Linked DNA regions of Homo sapiens: region 2 is linked to region 1. A link is a contact called in ENCODE Hi-C data. All regions are on one chromosome and are shown on one strand. Each heading gives the region's core, a stretch centred on a gene start or an enhancer-like site at or near the end of the contact. The rest is flanking DNA. Distances are from core to core; before and after follow the strand shown. Region 1 holds the start of MATN1-AS1 (MATN1 antisense RNA 1). Region 2 holds the start of TMEM39B (transmembrane protein 39B).

Evidence for each region. Hi-C counts contacts between places; a loop is a spot of excess contacts on that map. Pooled maps may share reads with other maps.
Region 2: a map of CD8-positive, alpha-beta T cell shows a loop between it and region 1 (6-fold over the local background). The contact joins the promoter of TMEM39B here to the promoter of MATN1-AS1 in region 1. A Hi-C loop is called at or near these places in 2 of 168 maps with a recorded cell type or tissue (CD8-positive, alpha-beta T cell and naive thymus-derived CD4-positive, alpha-beta T cell) and 10 of 50 pooled maps.

Annotation. Positions count from the first base shown.
Region 1 is chr1:30,715,182-30,721,052 of GRCh38, forward strand. MATN1-AS1 (MATN1 antisense RNA 1) reads left to right here and starts at 3,591. Exons shown (of 4, transcript NR_034182.1): 1 at 3,591-4,384. MATN1 (matrilin 1) reads right to left here. Exons shown (of 8, transcript NM_002379.3): 3 at 3,554-3,776; 4 at 1,609-1,734; 5 at 728-1,144; 6 at 1-128. RefSeq lists silencers at 2,814-2,993, 3,034-3,553, 4,114-4,203 and enhancers at 3,614-3,783, 3,881-4,456.
Region 2 is chr1:32,070,272-32,075,664 of GRCh38, forward strand. It overlaps TMEM39B (transmembrane protein 39B), which reads left to right and starts at 2,668. Exons shown (of 9, transcript NM_018056.4): 1 at 2,668-2,780; 2 at 4,680-4,806; 3 at 5,332-5,393. The coding sequence starts at 2,777. RefSeq lists an enhancer at 2,067-2,672.

The DNA.
Region 1 (5,871 bases), core at 2,341-4,840:
CTTGCCTATCTGGTTGATGGTCTTGAAGTCAGCCGTGTAGAAGTAGTGCTCTGCCACAGGCTCTGAGGCTATTTCCCTCAGCTCATCCTCCACGGCATTGCCCACACCCACAGCAAACATCTTAAAGCCTGCCAGGAGGAACAGGAGAAGTAAGGCTGGACATGGGGATGGGCAACCATATGGCTGAGCCTCCTGGGGAAGGCTTAGGCAGCCAACACCAGACACCTCCTGCTGGCAGCTGCTGGAATTGCAAGCACAATGCCTGGAACAAGGACAATGAGAAAATCAATATTTACTGAGGTTCTGCTCTGTGTCAGACCCTATAGTGACTTCCTGTACTGGAAGCTTTGTACAGCAAGCTTCATTTAACCCTAATAATCATCCATCTGGTGGTTATTTTTTCCTCATTTAATAGGTTACAAAACAGACTCGGGCTTGTTCCAAAGTAGAGTTGCCTTCCAATAGTTGATGTGTTCTTGGGAATATCCAGCTGGAAAAGTTCCAAGCCTCACTTACAAAAGGACCATCAAAACAAGCCACTTACTTTTCTGGGGCCTCAATTTTGTCATTGGTATAAGAGAGAATTGGACTAACCAATCCTCCTCATTCAAACTCACCTGGGTTTAGGGCACTAATCAGACGACACCAAGATAAACTACAGTTGGGCTATACCCGTGTGTACCCCTGGCCATCAGTGGTGTCCAGGGTCCAGGCAGGCAACACCTACCGAGGTCTTTGGCCTTCTTGGCAGCATCATTAATGTAGTCCTGGCTCCGGCCATCAGTGAAGACAATGCCCACCTTCTGGGCCCCGGGCCTAGCCCCACTGGACACAGTGAAGGAATTGTCAATGAGGTACTTGAGAGCAGCCCCAGTCATTGTGCCCTTCTCCATGTAGGACATATTCCGCACAGCCGCCTTGATGTCCTTCTTGGTGTGGAAGCGACCCAGGGGGAACTCCTGGCGCACAGAGCTTGAGTACTGCACCAGCCCCACCTGGGCCAGCTTGTCTGACACGTCCAGCGTATCCACGATCTGACTGATGAACTTCTTCACCAGCTCAAAGTTCTCTGGCCTCACACTCTTGGATCCGTCAATGAGGAAGACCAGGTCAGTGGCCGAGCTGCCACCACCACCACTGCAGACTGTGGAGGACAGGAAGGCAACGGGCTGAAGCTGAAGGACATAGTCAACCATCCTGCTCCCCGGCTGGACACCCACCACACACCAAGCTCTGTGCTGAGGATCATTACATTGTGCCCTCAGAACTGCCTCTATAAAGCCAAGGTGACTGGTCCCACTGTACAGTATTGGAAACTGAAACTCCAATAGCTGTGAGATCACACAGCTCAGAAGTGGTAGCACCAGGATTTGATTTTGAGACTATGTGAGTCCTTCTACCACACTAAACCCACCGCCCATTGTGTTGAAAACAGGGACAGAAGTCAGGTGAGAACTTCTGCAGATACCAAACTCTAAAAGGCATCTGTCTGCTTTGAAGATTGGTTCAGAGGTATGGTGCAGGGAGGCTTGAATGGGTTTCCTGGGGAGGCCCCATCACCTCCCCTCCACACCCTCTCCAGGGCGAGCCTGTGTCCACCCCACTGACCATTGCAGGTCTTGCCGTCGCTGTTCAGAGTGAAGCCCTCGTGGCAGGCGCAGGTGTAGGAACCGGGGGAGCTGATGCACACCTGCTCACAGTCATGGTCCCCTGTGGCGCACAGGTCTGACACCACTGCGGGGACAATAAGTAGCTCAGATCTCACAGTCATAGTGCCTTGGGCACTACAGACAGGTTGTCCCTCCCTGACTGTGGATACCAGGCCCCATCCAGACTCAGGGAAACTAAGATCTCCAACATACTGGGGCCCAGGCCCCCGACTCTCAGCCCACGTCTGGAATCATTGCACCAGTGCCTAGATCCCTGAAGAAGGTTATAATGCTGATGATAAGAATGAAAAGTCTCACTAAAAAGGTAAAGGCCAAGGGTTAGGGCCTTTAGTCTGTTTAGTTCACTGCTGTATCAAGACACCCAAGTGTCTAGAACAGCATACAATGAACACAGCACCTATCTGTCAAATACCATATAATGAGGGTTACATTTTGCATTATCTCACTGGATCCTCTCAATAACGTGCATGCTCTTCTTAGACCCATTTTACAAATGGGTAAAGTCCCTGCCCTAACCCTGATCCTGTCCTACTGGACACCCTGCCCCTGCGGGTCACATCCCAAAGACCCACACACACACCTCCCCTCCGAGAAGGGCTCTGAACCTTCTCCTGCCAGTGCCCAGGCCTCTCAGACTCTCCCGCATCACAGAAAACTCTGGCACCCAAAACTCACGACACAGAAACATGTGTAGGTTTTCTGGGAGCTCTCCTTCCTGAGCTCTGGGCCCTCCTTGGTCCCTGCCAGGATTCTGCCACATAAAAGGGCTCTGTTGTTTTTTGTGTGTGCGGTTTTTTTTTTTGTTTTGTTTTTTTTTTGAGACGGAGTCGTCTCGCTCTGTCGCCCAGGCTGGAGTGCAGTGGCACGATCTCGGCTCACTGCAAGCTCCGCTTCCCGGGTTCACGCCGTTTTCCTGGCGCAGCCTCCCGAGTAGCTGGGACTACAGGCGCCCGCAACAACGCCCGGCTAATTTTTTGTATTTTTAGTAGAGACCGGTTTCACCATGTTGGCCAGGATGGTCTCGATCTCCTGACTTCGTGATCCGCCCGCCTCGGCCTCTCAAAGTGCTGGGATTACAGGCGTGAGCCACCGCGCCCGGCCATAAAAGGACTCTTAACATCGCCTCTCCCCAACTCCCTTAACCTGGGGCTGGAGACCCTCCTCCGTTATCAGGCTCCGCCCCAGCTACGGCCCCACCCCTGGTGCTGGCACCACCTCAGTCTAATCCAGGTTCCACCCCCAATCCACCTAAGCCGTGTCCCTAGCCCTGGCCCCGCCCTGATGTTGCCGTGTAACTCAGTTCCCGCCGTTTTATAGGCTACCGCCCCAGCCAGGCCCCGCCCTCTGATGTGGCCCCGCCCCCCGACGCTGACTTTTTCTGTCTTCACTTTAGCGCTGGCTCCGCCCCTAGCCTTGGCCCGCCTCAGCGCGGACTCTCAGTCTCTGCGCCTGCCACGGCCTCGTCCCGCTCAGCCCTGGCCCTGCCCCTGGAGCCGACTCTCTCCGCCTCCGCCCCGGTCCCGCCCTGGCACTGACTGTCTCCGTCTTCGCCCCTGCCCTGGCCCCGCCCCCTGCCTGCTCTGGCCCCGCCCCGCCGCTCTCTCCGTCTCCGCCCCTGCCCTGGCCCCACCCTTGCCCCGCCCCGGCGCTGACTCTCTCCGTCTCCGCCTCCGCCCCCGGCTCCTCCCCGGCCCCGCCCCGGCACTGACATTCTATCTCTCTCCCGTCTCCGCCTCTGCCCCCCCCCCGGCCCCGCCCCTGCCCTGCGCCGGCGCTGGCTCCGTCTGCGCCTCAGCCTCGGTCCCGCCTCCAGCCCTGGCCCCGCCCCGCCGCTCTCCCCTTCTCCGCCCCTGCCCTGGCTCCGCCCCCGCCTGCCCGCGCACCGCAGAAGGCCTCCTGGAACTTCCTGGACAGCTTCTCGATGACGCTGTAGCTCTCCACGTAATCGACGTGTTCGTCCTGCGGCTCGCTGGCGATCTGCCGCAGCGTGGCCTTGTCCACGCTGCCCACTCCGATGGCGAACAGCTCGACGCCGCTGGCCCGGGCCCGCGCAGACACGTCCTGCACGCTGTCCTGGGGCCTCCCGTCTGTCACCACGATGACCACCTGCGACACGCGGGGCGGTGTGACACCGGGCTCCCGGAAGCCCACGGGACTGTCCAGGAGAGGAGGCTGAGGCCCGGAGAGGCGGGAGGACTGCCGGGTCGCACAGCCAGGCGGCACCCGGGGGAAGAGGACCCGGCTGGCCGAAGAGGAGACCCGTTTCCTCTGACTGAGAGACGTGGCTGGGGGGCTTTCCATCTGCTTCGCCTCCCTCGGGCAGGCAGCTCTGAGATGCCCGGAGGGATGTGATGCCCCATCGCCAAATTGGGGTCTCTAAGGTCAGGGCCATGCCTTCCCCTCAGACTGAGGCGGCTGAGGGCAGGGTCCTCAGGCTGATGGCTGTGGGAGTCGTGCCACGCCCCTCGTGCCCCCGGGAGGCCCGGCCGGGGCTGGGTGGGGGGATCCGGTGGTTCCACATGGTGCAGTTCTGCGCTTTGGCCACCAGATGGCAGCCGAAGCTAAGGGATGGGGCTGCCGTCTCCCGTCTTGCTGTCCTTGTCCCGGTAAGACCGGGGACCCTGGACCAGGGAACCGACGGAGGGCCACTCCCATGTGGATGCCCAAGGGACCAACCCAAGAAAGATGCCGCCCTTATCCTCCTCCACTCCCCGGTATGATACATGCCCCTGCCAGAGAGGGAAAGAATCTGCCTGCTCCCCTCCCACTAGGCTCCTCTGGTCTGTACCCTGGAAAGAAAGAGGTGGCGGACTCTGTCACTGAGATCCGGCTTCGTGACCCCCTGTCTGCACCCGCCCTGAGGCTAGGGCGCTCCCAGCTCTGCCCAGTCTGGGTTAGGCATCCAGTCCCGCTTTGCTGCTTCTCTGCTTCTGACTTGGGTCTGTTTCTGATTCCTGGGTCCCATCCTTAGCCCCAGGTCCTGACACCCTGTCCTGATGACAGGCAGTTGAGACAGGCCGTGTTTAGAAATGCAGCTCCACAAGCTACAGGTCACCTTCCTGAGCCTCAGTGTCTTCAACTGTAAAAAGGGTTGTGGTGAGGTTGAGTGAGATGACTCCTGGTTAGAAGCCAGAAGGGGCAACTATTATTTTTACCATCATTACCCTGGGCTACCTGGGGAGTGACTTTGTACAATCTCTTCCTCTCCAGGGGCCTGGGCTCCTGGCTCTGAAAATCTAGCTGTGACTATTCGCTGCCATCCCGAGGCCCACTGCCTCCTCGAGTCCCTACTCCCCTCCCTGCAACCCAGCTTTCAGATTGTCCACCTTGCTGGGTCCTCCCACAGGTGAACTCCAGGCTGAACACCTGGAGTCTGGTGCCAGCTCCCCCAGCGCCGCTGTGTCACCTGCTGGAGGAGCTCTCTCCTCACTTGCCCACCCCACGCCACCACCCCCATCTCCTTCACCCTCTCCACCACCTCAACCATCAGCTTCATCTACAGCACCCCGTGCTGAAACTTGTAGTTGGCCCCAAGACCGACAGGCTGCCTGATACGTCATTTCTCTAAGGGGTGGTAATGGCTGGGATTATATGCTGTTGTCTCTGTGAATGCTTTTCCCACTTATTGGCTGAGCAAGTTGCTTAAGCTTCTTATGCCTCAGTTTCACCATCTGTAAAATGGGGATACCACCTCCGAGCAGAATCATGTTCATTTATCCACTGTGTGCTAGAGAGTGGGGTATGGAGGAGGGATAAGAAAGAACCTCCCCTGAGCTGGGGCCCTGAGCAGGGAAGTGGCGACTCGGGCTAACGAAGGCTGCAGTGGGGAAGTGCTGGAGCCTGTGGGGGTGCCACAGGAACAGAGGACACCTGGCTTAGCCTCAGGTTCTGTGCTGAGCCCTGAACATGACAGTGAGGATACAAGTCCTGGGAAACGCTCAGCCCTCTGCCTGGAGCCCTCACTGACAGCACAGGTGGCAGCACAGCCCTTCCATTTCTGAGCCCCTGCCCTCGGAGAATTATGAAATTAAAAATTATCAAATGCCATGATGGGAAGCCTTATGCTTTTGAACTCAGTCCTCAGCAGCACTTGGAGAAGGTGTTATCATTACTCCCATTTTACAGGTGAGGAAACCGAGCACCAGTGACATGACGTCACTTGCTCGGGGTGGCACAGCTAGTATGGTGGAGCAGGGCGTGA
Region 2 (5,393 bases), core at 1,418-3,917, 1.4 Mb after region 1:
TGTTTTAATTTTTTTTTAGATGGGGTCTTTCTACATTTCCCAGGCTGGAGTGCAGTGGCACTATCACGTCTCACTGCAGCCTCAATTTCCCAGGGCTCAAGTGATCCTCGTACCTCAGCCTCCCAAGTAGCTGGGACTACAGGCACATGCCACCACACCTTGCTCATTTTAAATTTTTTTTTTTGTAGAGACAGGGTCTCACTTTGTTGCCCAGGCTGGTCTCAAACTCCTGGGCTCAAGCAATCTTTCCACCTCAGCCTCCCAAAGTGCTGGGATTACAGGCATCAGCCACCATAGTCAGCCCAACAGATCCTGTAGACTTTACCTTCAAATCCAGAATTCAACCATGTCTCACCATCTCACCCAACCTGGTGCAAACGATCAACATCTCTTGCTAAGATCATTGCCACAGCCTCCTGCCTGGTCTCCCTGCTTCCACCTTGGTGCCCCTGCAGTCTATTCTCACCATACAGCTGGAATAGTTCTTTTAAATAGAAGTTCAAACCCTATAATAGCTCTGCATCTCATTCAAAGTAAAAGCCACACAGCCCTACATGATCTATCCCTTCTCATGTCCTACTCTTATATCTATACCTGTGTCACACTTGCCTCCTTATTTCTCAAACACACCCTCTTGGCTGGGCGTGGTGTCTCACGCCTGTAATCCCAGCACTTTGGGAGACCGAGACTGGCAGGTCACTTGAGGTCAGGAGTTCAAGATCAGCTTGGCCAACAAGGTAAAACCCCGTCTCTACTAAAAAGTACAAAAATTAGCCGGTGGTGGTGGCACGTGCCTGTAATCCCAGCACTTTGGGAGGCCAAGGCAGGCGGATCATGAGGTCAGGAGATTGAGACCATTCTGGCTAACATGGTGAAACCCCATCTCTACTAAAAATACAAAAAATTAGCAAAGTGTGGTGGCACACACCTGTAGTCCCAGCTACTTGGGAGGCTGACGCAGGAGAATCACTTGAAACCGGGAGGTGGAGGTTGCAGTGACCCGAGATCACACCACTGCACTCCAGCCTGGGGACAGAGTGAGACTCCGTCTCAAAAAAACAAACAAACAAAAAAACAAAAATTAGACCAGGCGTGGTGGTGCACACCTGTAATCCCAGCATTTTGGGAGGTCGAGGTGGGTGGATGATTTGAGGTCAGGAGTTTGAGACCAGCCTGGCCAACATGGTGAAACCCCGCCTCTCCTAAAAATGGAAAAATTAGCCGGGCATGCTGGCGGGTGCCTGTAATCCCAGCTACTTGGGAGGCTGAGACAGGAGAATCGCTTGAACCCGGGAAGCGGAGGTTGCAGTGAGCCGAGATCGTACCACTGCACTCCAGCCTGGGCAACAGAAAGGGAGACTCCAGTCTCAAAAAAACAAAACAAAACAAAAACAAAAATTAGCCGGGCATGGTGGTGCACGCCTGTAATTTCAGCTTGTTGGGAGGCTGAGGCAGGAGAATCGCTTGCACCCAGCAGGTGGAGGTTGCAGTGAGCCGAGATCGAGCCACTGCTCTCCAGCCTGGGCAACAGAGACTCCATCCCCTCAAAAAACAAAATAATAAAATAAATACACCCTCCTGCCTGAGGGACCTTGCACTAACTATTCCCTCTGCCTGAAATGCCCCCTTTCTCCAGAAATCTGCACCACTGACTCACTCATTTCCTTCATGTGTTTACTCAAGTCAACTCTGAAGCCTGCTCTGCCTGCCCTATTTAAAACTGCAACCCCATCCCCCTTTCCTGTTTTTCCTTCACACCATTCCCATCTAACATACTACAGAATTTACCAATTTTGTTCATGTCTATCTCCTCCCACTTGACTGTAAGCTCTATGACTATTAATGAAATATCTACTAATTCATTCAATTAATTGAATACTGCTATTAAGTGCCAAGCACTGTGCTAAGCAATGGAGCTACAAGATGACTAAAACTGCTTGTAGGTCTTGTGAGGGAAGAATCCTAATGACAATAAATGTAGCTCATTTAGTCAATGCTTCTCCAAACATCGTGATGGCTAATACTAAAACAGACTCAGTTCTGCATGCTCTATTTCATTTAACCCTCACCGAAACCTACACGGTGACCATCAGCAGCCTCATCGTAAAGCATAAAAAAACAAGATTGCAAGGCTGGGAAATGGCAGTCAGGATCTGAACCACGGTGTTGACAATGAGAACGGTGAGTAACGTCAAATGTGAGAAATATTTAGGACTTAGGCTCACAAAGACTAAGGCAAAGATCGGATGTGGGGGCCGAGGGAGGGAGGAAATGACTCCTGGATTTTGACTGGGGTGGACTAAAGCGCAGTGAGGCCTAAGAGAAGGATGAAGCGCAACGTGGGGCTGGGCTGGAGGTGCCTGCGGACCGGTCAGGGATATGGTCCACCCCTAGGGGAGCGGAGAGGCGGCTCCGCACCCTCCTCCGGTCGCCGCCGCCCCGGTCCAGGAGATGCTGAGAGAAGACACGCACGGGAAGAGCAGGAGGTGGGTTCCGTTCCCCTCCCTCTTGAGTCTCTTCACCAGCAGCTGCAGGAAGGGCGTGGGGGACCGAGAGACAAAGAGCGCGCAGGCACCGCCTCCGTCCGGGCGGCCCCTTTAAGAAGCGCGCGCCAGCTTCCAGCCCGCCTTGTATGCAAATGTAGCGGCGCGGCGGGAGCGCGCGGCTGATACCCGGGACTGGGCTGCGGCGGTTAGTCCTCTCCCGGCCGCCGTCGCCTCCGACATATTGCCCGCAGGAGCTGCGGCGGCGAAGCGGAGAGCACCGGGGGGAGGAGATGGGTGAGCAGAGCGGCTCAGGCTCGGCCTGGCAACGAGCGGGCGCACGGGTTAGGATGGCCAGGCTGCTAATTGCTGCTCCACGCGGACAGGAGCCCGGTGACGGGAGGGGGAGGGGATGCGAGCGCAGACGGGATCCCGCCCCCTCCTGTCGTTTTGCGGGGTGGGGCCTCTGTTGTGGGGGCGGGACATTGGACGGTGGGCGGGGCTTCTAAGACGAAGCCCTGTGGGGGCTTGGGCTTTCGTGAGGACCAGCTCGTCGGGGCTAGAAAGGGGGGCGGGACTTACCAGTGGGCGTGGCTTCAGCGCTAAGGGTGGAGATTCTGGGCAGGGGGCGCTAGTGCAGTCGGCGTTTCTGGGTTGGAGGGGTTACACTGGGGGCGGTGGAGCGGGGAGACTTCCGACTGAGGGAGCCCATTCTGGAGTGGGGCTTCTGGGCTGAGAGGGCTTTTATTGGCTTGTGGGCGGGGTTTCTGGGCTGACAGTTGTGTGTAGGCGGAGCTTCTGGGCTGAGGGGCTTTATGTGGGTGCAGAGCTTCTAAAGAGAGGAGAGTGGGTGTGGGCAGAGCTTCTGGACTGGACTAAGGGTGTTTGTGTGGGATTTTCTAAGCCAAGTATAACAGCGTATGAACAGAGCTTCTGGTCTGGGGGTTTATGGAGGGCAGAGCTCTTCGCCAGGTACTTTTTAGAGACTTGTGGAGGTTTATAATTTTGGGCATACATCCAAGCCCAAAATTGGCTCCGAAGTGTGGGAAACGCTTCCGAGCTGAGATGCTACGGCGTGGGGTGTATGTGAATGGAGGCTGCTGTGTTACTGTGAAGAGGTATGAACAGGTTATAACTTTTTAAAAATATGTATATGTATGTATATATATTTTTTAATAGAGACCGGGTTTCGCCATGTTGCCCAGGCTGGTCTCCAACTCCTGGTCTCAAGCGATCCTCCCGCCTCGGCCTCACAAATTGCTGAGATTACAGTCGTGAGCCACCACACCCAGTCAGGTTGTGACTTTTTTAGGTGCTTAGGAGCTTTGTGCAGAACTTTTGTGCGAAGTGGTGCGTGGGAGCTTGGGCTAGACTGCTCAGCCTAGTAGGTCCAATTTTTCAGTCCACAGCCACAGGATTCTCCCAGCCATATCCTTGACCCTTTATTTAGGCCCTGGGTCCTGCCCATGAGATCCCAGAATGCCCTTTGAGCTGAATCATGGGGCCCTGGATGAAAAAGCTGTCCCAAAGTTACCCAGAGTTATAGGCCTCCAGAAACTTATGTCTGAATGGGGCCCAATGTGTACCAGAGTTGAGAGCACACGACCCAGCCACGATACTGTGACATAGTGTAAGCTGAGTTTCCTAATGTGTGAAAAACCTACCTTGCTGGGTTCATTCACTCATCAACATATACTTGCTGGGCACTGAGGTAGGGGATATAGCAGTGAAAAAGATAAGGTAACTGACCTCATTGACCTTTCATTGTAATAGGACAGACAAGCAATAAGCATATTAACAAATGAGTAAGATAATTTCAGAGAGTGAATTCTGGTGGAAAAAAAGAATAGAAATTGGAGAGAGAGTGATGGGGAGTTACTTCAAAACTTCAGAAATGGCAGTCCGGGAAAGGCTTTCCAGATAGGATATTATAAGTGCTAGAGGTAGCAATGAGCTTGGCTTGCTGAGGAAAGAAAGATCAAGATGTTTAGAGCATGGGGCGGGTGGTAGAGGGTGGGTGTGAGGTAGAGAATGATAGGGGATGAAGCTGAAGATGTAAGAAGGGGCCAGATCATAGGTCTCAGTGAGGATTAAATGATAAAGTGAGATACTAGGTGACTGGCAGCTGGTATCATTGCTGTTATCCTTGATATATGCCCCCTGGCTTGAGGCTCTATTTTATGTTGAGCCCCACAGGAGGACGAAGAGGTCCCAACAGGACATCTTACTGTCGAAATCCGCTCTGTGAGCCGGGATCCTCGGGGGGCTCTAGTGGAAGCCACACTTCCAGTGCATCGGTGACCAGTGTTCGTTCCCGCACCAGGTAAACCACCTCTCTGTCTCACCCCTCACTGTGGCCTCACAGGGACGATGTGGACAGGGCTCTCTCTGACTGGATTCTAAGATGTGAAATCCTAGATGCCAGTGGGGGCTTAGAGGGGAGTAAGCAGCAGAAAAGATCCAGAGGGAGCTCAGTTGAGGGTGATCACTTGGACAGATGCAGTGGGACATGGTAGAATAAATCCAAAGGCCTGGATTCTAATTACAGTTCTGCTCCAGATTTGCTGATGGCTTGGACAAGTTGCCTCCCTTCTCTGGGCCTCCTTTTCCTCATCTGTAAGATGGACCTAATAATTCTTTCTCTCCTAGGGGGTGTTGGAAGACCTGAATAAGATTAGGGATAGGAAAAGGCTTTGTCGGGTTCCTTTGTCTGACAAGCAGGATTAGGAAGACCCCGTCCTTGCTATGAGCTGCTTTTCTGATCTTATCCCACAATCCTTTGCCTCAGAAGCCCTTCCTGGTAGGATTCTCAGGTCAGCTGCTGATGTTGTTCCCTCCCCACTGTCAGGAGCAGTTCTGGAACAGGCCTCTCCAGCCCTCCTCTGGCCACCCAAACTGTTGTGCCTCTAC